2 separate regions of the Homo sapiens genome follow, and region 1 is linked to region 2. Evidence: chromatin contacts called from ENCODE Hi-C or POLR2A ChIA-PET data. All regions are on one chromosome and are shown on one strand. Each heading gives the region's core, a stretch centred on a gene start or an enhancer-like site at or near the end of the contact. The rest is flanking DNA. Distances are from core to core; before and after follow the strand shown.

What was found. Hi-C counts contacts between places; a loop is a spot of excess contacts on that map. ChIA-PET counts read pairs that join two places held with the same protein, here RNA polymerase II (POLR2A). Pooled maps may share reads with other maps.
Region 1: a loop to region 2 is called in a pooled map, with 4 times the contacts of the local background. The contact joins the promoter of ZNF233 here to the promoter of ZNF234 in region 2. A Hi-C loop is called at or near these places in 2 of 50 pooled maps. POLR2A ChIA-PET finds 5 or more read pairs at or near these places in 3 of 52 experiments (AG04450, activated T-cell and common myeloid progenitor, CD34-positive).

What each region holds. Positions count from the first base shown.
Region 1 is chr19:44,257,035-44,264,317 of GRCh38, forward strand. ZNF233 (zinc finger protein 233) reads left to right here and starts at 2,852. Exons shown (of 5, transcript NM_001207005.2): 1 at 2,852-2,904; 2 at 7,280-7,283.
Region 2 is chr19:44,138,437-44,145,799 of GRCh38, forward strand. It overlaps ZNF234 (zinc finger protein 234), which reads left to right and starts at 3,118. Exons shown (of 6, transcript NM_006630.3): 1 at 3,118-3,297; 2 at 3,878-3,931; 3 at 6,121-6,211. The coding sequence starts at 6,197. RefSeq lists enhancers at 3,146-3,545, 3,300-3,890, 3,556-3,605.

The DNA.
Region 1 (7,283 bases), core at 1,602-4,101, 120 kb after region 2:
CACTACAGGTCGGGCATGGTGACTCACGCTTGTAATCCCAGCATTTTGGGAGGCCAAGGTGGGTGGATCACTTTAGGTCAGGAGTTCAAGACCAGGCTGCCCAACATGGTGAAACTCTGTCTTTACTAAAAATACAAAAATTCGCTGGGCATTGTGGTGCATGCCTGTAGTCCCAGCTACTTGGGAGGCTGAGGCATGAGAATCACTTGAACCCAGGAGGCAGAGGTTGCAGTGAGCTGAGATCACACCACTGCACTCCAGCCTGGGTGACAGAGTGAGACCCTGTCTCAAAATGGAAAAAAAAAGAAAAAGGTACGCTGCAAAAACATCAAACAGAAAAGAAGGCATTAATCAAGAGACCTAGGAAAGAAGGCATTAATCAAGAGACCTAGGAACAAAAAAGATAAGCCATGTAGAAAACAGATCACAAAGTGAAAGAAGCAAGGCCGTTTTAAAATCAGGAATTAATTTAAATGCAAATAGATTAAGCTCTCCAGTTAAAAGGCAAAAATGGACAGAATGGATAAAACAGCATGATCCAACTATATGCTGTCTATAAGAGACTTATTTGCAATCCAAAGACAAAAAATGTTGAGTGAAAAAATGGAAGAAAATTATTCCATGCAGGATGTAAAAAAAGAGAACTGAAGTAATTGTATTAATATTAGACAAAATCGACTTAGGTAAAAAACTTGACAAGAGACAAACAATGACATTATATATTGACAAAAGAGTCAATCCATCAAGAAGATATAACAATACAGACATTACACAGCTAGTCCCCAAATATATGGTGTGAAAATTGATGGAACTGAAGGGAGACATAAATATTTCTACAATGTTTTCAGACTTCAGTATCTCACTTTCAATAATGGATACAACAACCAGACAAAAGATCAATAAAGAATTAGAGGATTTGGAAACATAAACCAAACTCCTAGCAGATATATACAAAGCACCCCACCTAAAACCAGCAGAATACATATTTTTCTTAAGTGGTCATGAAACATTTTCTGGGATAGATCATACATTAGGCCACAAAACAGGTCTCAATAAAAATAAAAAATCTCACGTATCAACAGAAAGATAAAGTCACATGAAATGTATTCTCAGGCCACAAAAAAATGAAACTCAAATCAGTAATGAGGAAAACTGGAAAATTCACAAATGTGTGGAAATTAAACAGCACACTCATAAAAACCGATGGGGATAGAAGTTACAGGGAAATTAGAAAATACTTTGAGATGAAAACAAAACATGATTCAGGATTCCTTTGGTGCTAAAATAATAAAATTCTGCTGACTGAGCTAAAAAAATTTGTGATAGAAAATATCAAAGGCAGTTCCCCACTCTATACACAATACCCACCCCCATAACTTAAATAAAACAACTTTCTCCTTTCTAGAGAAAATCACATTGGAAACAAAGCCTCTGCAAGAAGTCCTGATATATGTGCTTTTACAAGGCTGCTAAATATTACTTCATTTTTGATACCACATTGACTTGATCTATTGATGATCATTCTATTGCATTTATCATCTCAAGAGCAAGCTGAGTGGATACAAAAAAAAATTTAAATTGAAATAAGGGAAGAAGCATTTTCAAGATATAATTTAGATGTTGTTTTTTTCCAAATTACAATACAGTTGGCTCTTGAACAACACAGGTTTAAACTGCATGGGTCCACTTATATGTGAATTTTTTTTCAACAAATATATTGCAATTTTTTTTGGAAATTTGCAACAATTTGAAAAAGCTCACAGATAAGCCGTGTAGTCTAGAAATATCAAACAATTAAGAAAAATTTAGGTATATCATGAATGCATAAAATATATGTAGATATTAGTCTATTTTATCATTTACTACCATAAAATATACATGAATCTATTAAAAAAAGGTAAAACTTATAAAAACTTACACACACAAACACAGACTGTACGTTCACAGTCAAGAGAAATGTAAAACAAAGATGCAATATTAAATCAAGCCTGCATAAAGTTAACTGTAGTACATGCTGTGCTACTGTAATAATTTAATAGCTATCTCCTGTCACTGTTGTGGTGAGCTCATGTGTGTAAATATCTGCTTAAAATTCCAAGTAATGCTAATCATCTCAAAGTGAGCAGTTCATCTCTCTAGTAAATTGCGTATTACAGTAAAAAGTGATCTAAAGGTTTCTTATTTTTTATTGTGTTTAGTGCAATACTATAAAACTTGAATACTACCATGGGACCTATGTGAACTGCCACTAGTGATGTTGCAAGTGCTCCCAAGATGCATAGAAAAGTCATGACATTATAAGAAAAAGTTGAATTGCTTGATATGTACTGTAGAATGAGGTCTGAAGCTGCAGCTGCCTGCCATTTCAGAAAGATGGTTTATTTTGTAAACAGATGGTGTAAACTTACAGTATCAATACCGTACAGAACTGTAAATATTTCTCTTCTTCTTGATTTTCTTTTTTTCTTTTTTCTTTTTTTTTTGGAGCTGGAGTCTCACTGTCGCCTAGGCTGGAGTGCAGTGGCACGATATTGGCTCACTGCAACCTCTGCCTCCTGGGTTCAAGCAATTCTCCTGCCTCAGCCTCTGGAGTAGCTGGGATTACAGGCATGTGCCACCACGCCCAGCTAATTTTTGTATTTTTAGTAGAGACGGGGTTTCACCATGTTGGCCAGGCTGGTCTCAAACTGCTGACCTAGTGATCCACCCCCCCTTGGCCTCCCAAAGTGCTGGGATTACAGGCGTGAGCCACTGCACCTGGCCCCTCTTGGTCCCTCTTGGCTGGGCAGGGCGGTAGCCTGTTTCCGCTCGGGCATTCTGGGAAGTGTAGTGCAGAAGCCGTTGCAACCTTGTGTACTTCCGCTGCAGGAGGGCGAAGCAGCCGTCATCTATCCCCTCTGGGAGGTGAGTCAGCGCGGAACCTCTGCATCTACGGCGAGCTTTCCTGGCCTGGGCGTTGGACTCGCAGGTGCCTGCCCTCGCTCTCAGTGAAGGGAAGTCGCAGAGGGCGGGGACGACGGTTTGCTTGCCCTTTGTTTTTAGGGCGGTGCATGGGTCTCCAAGTTGGGAATGGCTCCTGGTCGCACGTTTGGTTTGAAGGTCTCCCGGGCGCTCAAGTTCCCTCGCCTTCCCCACCTTCCACACGCTCTGCTGTCTTCTGGCAATATAATCTTGGTAGTTTCTTAATTTCTCCGTTTCTCCTCTGTAAAGTGAGTTTCATAGTAGTACCTAACTGGTAGGGGTTTCGTGAGATTTACTTAAGATAAATAGATGTAAAAATGCGTAGGACCGATCCTGACACACACTGAAAAGGTGGCTGGTTGTTGCCAATCTGTTATTTCTTCCTGGAGAGGAGAGGCATTCAGTCTCTGAAAGCTTCTGTGAGCCCGCAGTGGGTTCTGAGCTCCAGGTGCAGCGCTACTCGCCCTTCTCTGATCTCTGCACCTCGCGAGGCTGTTCCTGGATTCCTAACGTGGGGGGACGGGGGTGTCAATTTTCTCTCCATCTTTTTTATTTTTCCTTCCCTTTTAAGGCATGAGTGTGTCTCACCTCCATGTGGTGCCTGGGGATGTCCACTGTCATTCATCCTGGACCAGAAACAGAGTTTAGATATCTTCCAACCTCCTTTCCTTCCTCAGCCTTGACTAACCGGAGGGCTGCAGAGAGGAGGGTGTTGACCCCCTGGCTCTTGGTAACATTGTCCCAACGTGAGAGGACTTAATATATGCTATTGCTATTTCTGCTTAGTTGGAGAACAGATTTCCCACACTCATTAGCAATATTATTTTTCCTGCTGGGCAAATGCTCAAATATTTATGGAATAAATGAGAGGTTGGATTAGGCATGTGTTCGTGAATGAGTAATAATAAAATTTGTTAATACGTTGAGTGCCAGGGTCTCTTCTATAGGCTTTATATGCATTAATTAGCTTAATCTTCAGAACAAAGATAATATTGTAATTCCTGTTTTACAGATGACAACACTGATGGGTAAAACATTTATCTTCCCAAAGTAAAACAACAGGAAAGAGCCTGAACTGGGAGTTTGAGCTCAGGCTGAGCTCAGGCAGAGTGGGTTCTTGACCTTTGTGCCACTCTCCTTCAGCCCTGAGAAATGTCAGTCCCATGGGGGTGCAGTGACTCACGCCTGTAATCCCACACTTTGGAAGGCTGAGGCGGGAGGATGGCTTGAGCCCAGGAGTTCAACAGCAGCCTGGGCAACATAGTGAGACTCCATCTCTACAAAAAAATTAAAAATTAGCCACACACCTGTGGTCCCAGCTACTTGGGAGGCTGAGGCAGGAGGATCGCTTGAGCCCAGGAGGCAGAGGTTGCAGTGAGCTGAGATCATCCCACTGCACTCCAGCCTGGGCAAGAGAGTGAGAGTCTGTCTCAAAAAAATTAAAAAGAGGAAAAGAAATGGTTTCACAGTTTAGGCAATGACTGGGGGATGCTCAAGAGTCATAATAAAAAAAATTTTTTTAAGGATTTGCAGGGAAGAACTCTGAGGAGATGACATTTGAGTAAATACCTGACACTGCTATTAAAATAAATAAATAGATAGGGTTTACATTATCCACAGTCTATGGATTGACCCTTTTATGAATGATTTCACTTTTTTTTTTTTTTTTTTTTTGAGACTGAGTCTCCCTCTGTCTCCCAGGCTGGAGTGCAGTGGCACGATCTCAGCTCACTGCAACCTCCCACTCCCAGGTTCAAGTGATTCTCGTGCCTCAGCCTCCCGAGTAGCTGGGATTACAGATGCCCGCCACCATGCCTGGCTAATTTTTGTATTTTTAGGAGAGATGAGGTTTCATCATGTTGGCCAGGCTGGTCTCGAACTCGTGACCTCAAGTGATCTGCCTGCCTTGACCTCCTAAAGTGCTGGGATTACAGGCGTGAGCCACTGCGCCTGGCCTAATGATTTCACTTTTAAGGATGACCTTGATGTTGCTTGAGCAAAGCAAATGAAATTAAAAACGCAGAAGAAATTGACATATAAAGTTCATCCTCTCCTCCTCCCAATTAATTTAATAGCCTGAGAATTTTGTAGCTTAAAGGAATCTTGGAGATCAATTAGTACAATCCTTGTCTGACTGTGTGTCATTCTTTGATTCTGTGTGCATCAAATACTCACTATATTCTAGGTGCTTGGGGTAAAAAGATGAGTAATGTTCATTATCTCACAGGCAAAACAGATGCTTGATTTACTAATTATACCCCAAATGCCCCAGCTACGCTGAAGGCTTCCAAGAGGAGGGATTACAAGAGAAGGACAGGGAAGCTGGTCCTCTCTGGAGGCAGAGTGGCAGGAGCAAAGGCACGAGAGGACTTGACAACCTAGGAATGAACAAAGTCTGGAAATTCAGGCCTCGAAAAGTGGCCCTGGTACATGTAGTGAGCAGAGCTGAGCCAGGCACCCCAAACCCCATTTGTTTTTTTCTACTAAATGTCGTGAAATGTCAAGTCTTGCAAAATCCTGTTACTGAGCAGAGCAGGAGGGTGCAGGTAAATATAGGACCAGAACAAAGGGAATTGGATATTAAAAATTGATCTCTCTCCCTAGCTTTCAGAAGAGAATACATTGCTCTCGTCCCTACTAGAGTGTTTCTGCCTGAAGTAGGAGGACCCACGAACAGGAGTAGCTATCTGTATTGAATGCTATCTTGTATATACTCACTGAAACCTCTTAATAACCCTACGAGGTAGATACTGTTATTGTCCTCACTTTATGGGTGAGGAAATAGGCACAAAGAGCTAGTAAGTCAGAAGAGTCAATTAGGATATTAGGTTCCTCATCATCTGGCTCCAGTATCCCTCAGCAGATCATTTTCAGCAGTTCATACCCTCCAACTTCCCCTTCTCTGATCTCTAAGACATGATTCCTTCCATGTCTTCATATTTCTGATTAGAGAAGGAGACACGATTAAGAGACAGGCTCTGGACTCAGCTGGATTCAGATGCAGTCTCACCTCACCAGCTCTGTGACCTTGGGCAACTTAATCTCAGTAATCCTCAGCTTCCTCATCCATTAAATGGGAACGACAGTCATCATATCATCACTTATTGAGAGCTTATATAATGTGCCACAGACAGAACCAAGGCTTTTACCCCATTTAAAAAATTGAGTCATAATTCATATACCATATAATTCACCCTTTTAAAGTGTGCAATTCGGTGGTATTTAGTGTATCCACAATGTTAGGTTGTACAACCATCACTATTTTCTAATTGAAGAACATTTGTATCACCCCCAAAAGAAACCTCATATGCCCTAGCCATCACTCTTTACTATCTCTTCTCTCAGCCCCTGGCAACTATTACTTTTTGTCTCTATGGTTTAGCCTAGCCAAGACTATTCGATTTGCTCATTAATCCCCAAAGCAACTGTAAATTAGAATCTGTTATTAGTACTACAGTATTTTTCATTTAAGTGAGACAGATACTGTCAAACTTTTGTTTAAAAAAAAGCTAGCAGAGACACATTTTAAATTAGTATTTCCTTACGACAGTGAGCACGGGAAAGGGAGATACACCATTGAGACTCTCCTGGCTACATGAAGAAAATTCATAAGTATTTATACCTTTTACAAAACTGAATGCTGATATCAATTAAATATTATAGGACAACAAAGTAGTAAGTAATATAGCCAATCAGAATTATAGACTTTTCAGAGGTAAAGGTGAATTTCATAAGATAAAGCATTGTACAGTCTTTGAAATCTGGATGTTATAAAAGACTCTCTTATTGGAAATGATGGCAAAAGACATTTGCAACAACAATTTTATGATGCATAATATCATCTGCTTTTCTGCAGCTTGCAGGGAAATCAGTTATACGAGTTTCCATCTGTTCACACATTTAACCCTTACAATAATCTTGCAAGAAAGCACTATTTTTCTCATTTGCAGGTGACAAATTTGAGGAATGGGGAGGTTAATTAGCTTAAACAGAGTTAGTAGCCATGCCAGGATTTGACCCCAGACCTTGTGACCCCAGAATCCACTTTTGTAGCCAGTACATTCTGCTGCAAGTAGCTGGGATTACAGGTGTGTGCCACCACACCCAGCTAATTATTGTATTTTTTTGTAGAGATGGGGTTTCGTCATGTTGCGGGCTAGTCTCGAACTCCTGAGCTCAAGCAATCTGCCTGCCTCGGCCTCCCAAAGTGCTGGGATTACAGGCATGAGCCACCATGCCCGGCCACCTTTTAAAAATTCAGCCAGCACAGCCATGTGGGCTAGGGCCTGTTTCTCATGGCTTCTTTCTCTTTTCCCAGTTCT
Region 2 (7,363 bases), core at 1,868-4,367:
AGTTTTGTCAGCTGAGAGGGTCAAGAATAAAAAACACTAAGGTAGCAGCGATCATACCTAGCACTCAGTTCTTTGTTTCTAACTACATTTTCCACAAATAGGAACCAGAAGTCCTAGGAGAAATATCTGATCTCATGGCTAGGGTAGGGAAAATACCCAATGAACTTGAAAAATACCTAATGAACTTGGAACACACAGTATCAGAAAGTAAACCAGTGCACAAAGAGCTCATATCATGATGAACAGGAGGAGCCAGAAGGCAAGAGGGGACTGCTTGAAGAGGATTTTACTGGCAAAATCTGAGACAACCAGAGAATCAAAATACATAATAACAGTAGTAGATGTGAACTCATTAATATAACAAGAATTCACAAATCCACACTGGTATAAACAAATAAATAATATAGATGGAAAGCTTTTTCTTAGAGCATAATGCCAAAAAATCAACATAGAATGAGTTGGAGTATCTCAGTTTTTCACCAGATAGTAGTAACTTTTTAGGGGAAAAATAATTTTAGAGTGCAGAATTCTGGAGAGAAACCCCTTAATCAACTGTTCAAGTTTAGCAGCACCAGTAATGGATAAAAACTAGTATCTGGTATATCCTGAGATCATGCACTAAGGACAGAAATTGATCATAATCCAGAAAGACATAATCTTGAATGTTGGAATCGCTGAAGATCAAAATGTTAAAAATATAACCCTGGAAAAAATAATTTTAAATTTTTTAGAAGATATTGACTGATTTACATTTCTTTCTTTTCTTCCTTTTTTTTTTTGTTTTTTTTTCTGAGACAGAGTCTCGCTCTGTCACTCAGCTGGAGTGCATTTCCCTTCCTTCCTCCCTCCCTTCCACTTTTTTTTTTTTTTTCTGAGACAGTGTCTCGTTCTGTCACCCAGATTGGAGTGCAGTGGCGTGATCTCGGCCTCCCAGGTTCAAGTGATTCTTGTACCTCAGCCTCCTGAGTAGCTGGGATTACAGGCATGTATCACCATGCCACGCCCAGCTGATTTTTTGTATTTTTAGTGGAGACAGTGTTTCACTATGTTGGCCAGGCTGGTCTCAAACTCCTGGCCTCAAGTAATCCGCTGGCCTTGGCATCCCAAAGTACTGGGTTTACAAGCGTGAGCCACTGCGCCTGGCCGAGATGGAGCATCTCAATAAATTTTGTCATTTGGAAGGGCCGACTAGAGCAACAATACAGCTGTAACTAGTATAGAAATAGCAGTCAGTCAATTTTCAAAGAGGGGGATGTGTGGCATTGTGTGGTTAGCATAGTAACCTTGTTTTTATGTAAACACAATTGTGAAAAGGTATTTTTTTAGTTTATAAAATGAATCTAGAATGTGAGACTTCATTTTTTAAAAAACAAAAATATAGATTGATAAGTGTATTAGTCCATTCCCCCATTGCTATAAAGAAATACGTGAGTCTGGGTAATTTATAAAGAGGTTTCATTGGCTCACACAGAGTCCTGCAGCCTGTAAAGGAAACATGGCAGCATCAGCTCAGCTTCTGGGGAGGCCTCAGGAAACTTACAACCATGCTGCAAGGCGACTAGGGAGCCAGCACTTCACATGGCCAGAGTAGGAGGAAAAGAGCGAGGAGTGAGATGCTACACAATTTTAAACAAGCAGATCTCATGAGAACTCTATCAGGAGAACAGCACTAGAGGGATGGTGCTAAACCATTAGAAACCTCCCCGGTGATCCAATCGCCTCCCACCAGGCCCCAACTCCAACACTGGGGATTACATTTCAACATGAGATTTGGGTGGGGACACAGATCTAAACCATATCAATAGGCCAATGTATGTTTATGGGGAGAAAAAAATCTGGTTATCTTTTTTTTTTTTTTTTTTTCCGTGACAGAGTCTTGCTCTGTCGCCCAGGCTGGAGTGCAGTGGCATGATCTCGGCTCACTGCAACCTCTGCCTCTCAGGTTCAAGCGATTCTCCTACCTCAGTCTCCCGAGTAGCTGGAATTACAGGCACGCACCACCATGCCCGGCTAATTTTTGTATTCTTAGTAGATATGGGTTTTCACCATGTTCTCCTGGCTGGTCTCGAACTCTTGACCTCATGGTCCGCCCGCCTTGGCCTTCCCAAAGTGCTGGGATTACAGGCGTGAGCCACCGCACCCAGCCCCTGGTTATCTTGAAGAAAGATTTTAGATGGGTTTTTTTCTGATTTTGCTTTATTCTATTATTTATTTGTATCAACCAATGTAAGCCAGATTCCAAATTGCTAACTATAATGACGATATTTTAACCAAAAAATATAAAGGAAGAAAATAAAATATGTTCCTTCACGTATAGGATCCTCCTTAATGCTACTGCATTAAATAAATCATAGGCATTGGGTGTCTGACATCAATGCCAAGCGCTTCACCAGTTATACTTGCTTTGAAGTATTGGGCAATTTAAGAGCTTCTCTGAAATTTGGTGTTTTTACCTCTTCAGTAGACATAATACCATGAAAAGTGTAAACGAAAGAAGATAGCTTTTCCATGAGGACAGGGCTTCCCCACTGGCCCTCTCAAATGATGATTGTTTTTCCTGCCAAACCAGTGGTACCACAGCGTCTGGAGTAGGGGCTGGCACCTTCTTTGTTCTTCATTGCCTCTCCCAAACCATTGTACTTGCTCACTCTTCCAACTTTTAGTTTTGGCCTCATATTATCAGTTTATAGTAATCAATCATCAATCATCTACTGACCCCTAAAAAGTCATTCCCCATTTAGTCCTTGAAGATTGTATCTCCTCGCTTGTTCTCTTTCCAATAATCCTCCGTAGTCCTGGGAGGCGTTTAGACTTCAGGAATTGCTGTCTATTCAATATTTTCGCTCAAGGACTCAGGCAGAGGGAAGGACGACTCTCAGGGTCACAGTCCACATTCCCTACCAAGCGCTCAGCGATATAGGATTCGTTCCCCATGGGCAGTGCGGGAATCGTAGGCAAGGAGCACCGCGGAGTCCCATCGCTTTTCCCTGAAGGGTGAGATTCTGAACGTTTTTCCCTCAGCATTCTGAGTGTAATCCAAACGCTCAGTGGAGTCGTGGTCCATTTGACCCACGCAGGGGGATCCGGGGAATTCTGGGAAATGTAGTCCCGCCAATCAGTGGAGTCGCGGGCACTTCCGCTCCAGGGAAGAGGGGGCGATTGTCACGGCACATTCCACGGTAGTTTCTTCCAGTTCCGCGACTCGCGGGCCCCTCCTAATGTCAGGGACTTAAGATTGGGGCTCGCTGGGACCTGGTGGTCCGGTTATGGGAAAAGAAGCCTCGTGGGAGAGCAGAGGTTTGGTGGGGCGAGGGCGGCGGCTTTTGTTGTGTCAGCGGAGCCTTCTTGGGCTGGGGCTCCCCTCGTGTCCCGCGGCGGGAGGCGGGGGGCATTGGGACTTGGTTGGGTCGCGTCTCGCCTGGTTTGAGGGTTTCCGGGGCTCTGAGCTCGCCCACTCCGCCTCCCTGCACTCCAGGCGCGCAGTCACTTTTTTACAGTGCAAGGTTGGCGTGTTAATCTCCCTGGGCCTCTCCTTGCTGTTCTTTAAAATGGGGACGTTAGGACCATCTTTGTAGAATCGTTTTGGTAACTGGAATAGGTTACACAACACAAACAGTCCCTGTCACTTGGTGAGTGGTGGTTTCTTGTTACTTTCCCACGAAACCTGTTAGGTCCCCCGGTGGGGTCAGAGCTCCAGCAGCAGGGGCCTCAGCCCTTATCTCTGATCCCTGCAGGACGCTGGACGATCCCGGACGCCTTCTGACCTCTTTTTAGGCAGGCGAGGGTTGCGTCCACTTCCACGAAGGGAGGGGAGCATTTAACTTTTCTCAGGGACAGCGACCCAGTCAGGATGTTTCACAGCTTTCTCCTTCCCCAGCCTGAAAAAGGACTGCGCGGACTGACTTCTTGGCTACTGAAAGCAAAGCTCCACGTGAGTGTGACTTGTCATTTTTCTTTTACAGAGACTGTATCTTTGTAGCATGTGTAATAGGGCATGGGCATTTATAATAATTAAGCCTTAATTGCTAACTTCAATTCTAGGGGATTTATACAATTAGATACGTTTAAGCCGCAACGTGACTCTGTGGAGAGGTACTGGTCATCCAAGTAGTAAGAGGTGAAACTTGGGTTGGAACCTAGGCATTCAGGGTCAGAGCCCGAGTTGATCATCTCTTGGATATATTCTCATTGAGGCAGAGGAACTAGCTGTACTCAGGTGGGGAAAGTAAGTTAGAACTTGATTAAAGGACCTTAAGAGCAAGGCTAATTGCCTTGGAGTTTTCTCAGTTTTTAAAAACTGTCAACTATTTTGTTTCATTTATTACAAATATTTCACATTCTAATAGAACCGTATCACTGTGAAGCATTCAGAAATTACAGAAATACGAAGATACAAAAATTGTAATTACCTATGAAATCAGGATGTAAAGATAGTAATGGTTAAATTTCTAATGCATTTTGTTTTAGTGGTTCCATGTTTATATTACTTATAAATGTTTTACAAAATTTTTATTATACATTTCTCAATGTTTTTCTATTTATCTGCTTATCCATGGAAATTTCCAGATAAAGAGATAATAAACTAGTGACCTGCCATATTCTATCATGCTCATTCTTATTCTTCTCATTATTATTTCTCCTATGACTATTTCCTGATTTTTTAAAAAAACTTTAACACAGTAATTATATAATTTTAAGTCTATAGAAAAGTTGCAAAAATAGTATAAGAGGGCAGGGCATGGTGGGTCATGCCTGAGTCCTGAGTTATGGAACTGAGGCACTCAGGGTCACAGCCCGAGTAATCCCAGCACTTTGGGAGGCCAAGGCCTGTGGATCACTTGAGGCCAGGAGTTTGAGACCCGCCTGGCCAGCATGACAAAAACTCGTCTCTGGCCGGGCGCGGTGGCTCACGCCTGTAATCCCAGCACTTTGGGAGGCCGAGGCGGGCGGATCACGAGGTCAGGAGATCAAGACCATCCTGGCTAACATGGTGAAACCCCGTCTCTACTAAAAATACAAAAAATTAGCCGGGCGTGTTGGCGGGCACCTGTAGTCCCAGCTACTTGGGAGGCTGAGGCAAGAGAATGGTGTTAACCCGGGAGGCGGAGCTTGCAGTGAGCCGAGATTGCGCCATTGCACCCCAGCCTGGGCAACAGCGCAAGACTCTGTCTCAGAAAAAGAAAAAAAAAAAAAAAAGAAAACCCGTCTCTACTAAAGATACAAAAATTAGCCACATGTGGTAGTGCGCGCCTGTAATCCCAGCTACTCTGGTGGCTGAGGCATGAGAATCGCTTGAACCCAGGAGGAGAAGGTTGCAGTGAGCCAAGATTGCACCACTGCTCTCCAGCCTGGGCAACAAGAGCAAAACTCTGTCTCAAATAAATTAAAATAAAATAAAATTAATTTTTATGAGTAGATATACTTGTTAGTGGGCAACATACTGTAAAGACCAGCATCCCCTGTTCCCCTGTTTGCTTATTCATTCATTCAAAAGTAAATATTCTATCAATATGGACTCAGAACGCAGTCTTGTTAAATTAAATGACATGTAGATTAATAATTTTTTTCCAACTTTATTGAGGTGTATTTTATGTATCAGAATTCACCCATTTCAAGTGTACAATTCAGTAATCTTTAGGAACTTTGCTGAGTGTAGTAATCATCATCATCATTTAGTTTAGATCATTTTCATCCCCCAATTGGACTCCTCTTGCCCATTTACAGTTAATCCCCATTCTTATCCTAAATCCCCATCAACAAGTAACCTACTTTCTTTATAAACATTTGTCTGTTCTGAACGTTTCATATACATGAAATCATACAATCTGTGGTTTGGTGTGCCTGGCTTCTTTCACTCAGCATAGTGTTTCCAAGGTTCATGCATGTTGTAGCATGAGTCAGTACTTCATTCCTCTTAATTTCCAAATAAGATTCCATTGTATGGATATGCCAGGATTTGTCTATCCATTTTTCCATAGGAGGGCATTTTGGTTGTGTGCAGTTTGGGATTATTATGAATAATGCCACCGTGACCATTCGTGTGCTAATTCACAGTACACATCTGTGTTGGTGGGGACATCCCTGGCCACGCTTTCATGTCTCTTTTTGTGTCTTCCATAGTGTTCCAGGCACGATTCTGCCTTCTCTCAAATGGCATAACTCAGGACTCTGCAAATTCCCAGAAACAGGAGGAAAAATGACCACATTCAAGGTGAATAAGGCTTGCCACTCTTGCTGTTAAAATTCCATCTCACTATTCTCATGTTTCCTGAGGAAGACTCAAGAACAACGGGCATTTGAGAACCTGTTTATGCTAAGTGCATCCTTCTGCCTTTTGAGTTGACTTTGTTTTTAGATGTTGTTTATTTTATTATTTCAGTTGACCTTCTGTATCTGTGGGTTTCACATCTAGGGGTTTTGCGTCTTTGAATTTTGCATTTGTGGATTCAACCAACCACAGATTGAAACCTGAGTCTATGTAAAGCTGACCATACATATTTTCCTTTTGCGGTTGATTGAGTCTGTGGATGTGGAACCCATGGATGTGGAGGGCTGACTGTAGTACAAACACTATTTTAGATAAGGGACTTGAGCATCCACAAATTATGGTATCCTCAGGGGTCCTTGAACCAATTCCCCAAGCGTATTGAGCGACAACTGTATTTATTTTATGGAGTAGAAAAATTGGTGTGAATGAACAGTTCTCCTACTTTACTTCTCTGCTTACGTATTAGCTGTTTTTATTTTCTTATAGTCTTTTCCTAATGTGCATTCATAACTATATTGGTATTCATGATATATATCTCATTTTTGTTATTTTTTCCTTAAGTACTAAATAATGTTCATTTTTTGAGGTTATGCCATATACCCATTTAATTAATGTGCCTTTTTATTTTTGACTACTTCCCATTCATGGACATTTAGGTGATTTAAGAATTTTATTGTTTTACATAACACTGCAATGACAATTTTCCTACATAACCGTTTCCTCAAAAATCAATTCTGAAAACTTTCTGCTGATTTTTTTGTCACCACAACCTCTGCCTTCTGGGTTCAAGCAATTCTCCTGCCTCAGCCTCCCGAGAAGCTGGGATTACAGGCATGTGCCACCATGCCCAGCTAATTTTGTATTTTTAGTAGAGATGGGACTCCTCCATGTTAGTCAGGCTAGTCTCGAACTCCTAACCTCAGATGATCCACCTGCCTTGGCCTCCCAAAGTGCCGGGATTACAGGCATGAGCCACAGTGACTGGCTGTAGATAGAATACTCTAACATGGCACAGCACAACAGGCTATAATGCTGCTTCACACAAATAATATTGTTGGAGTTTTCATATAGGAAGAGCTAGATTCTGTGTGCTTT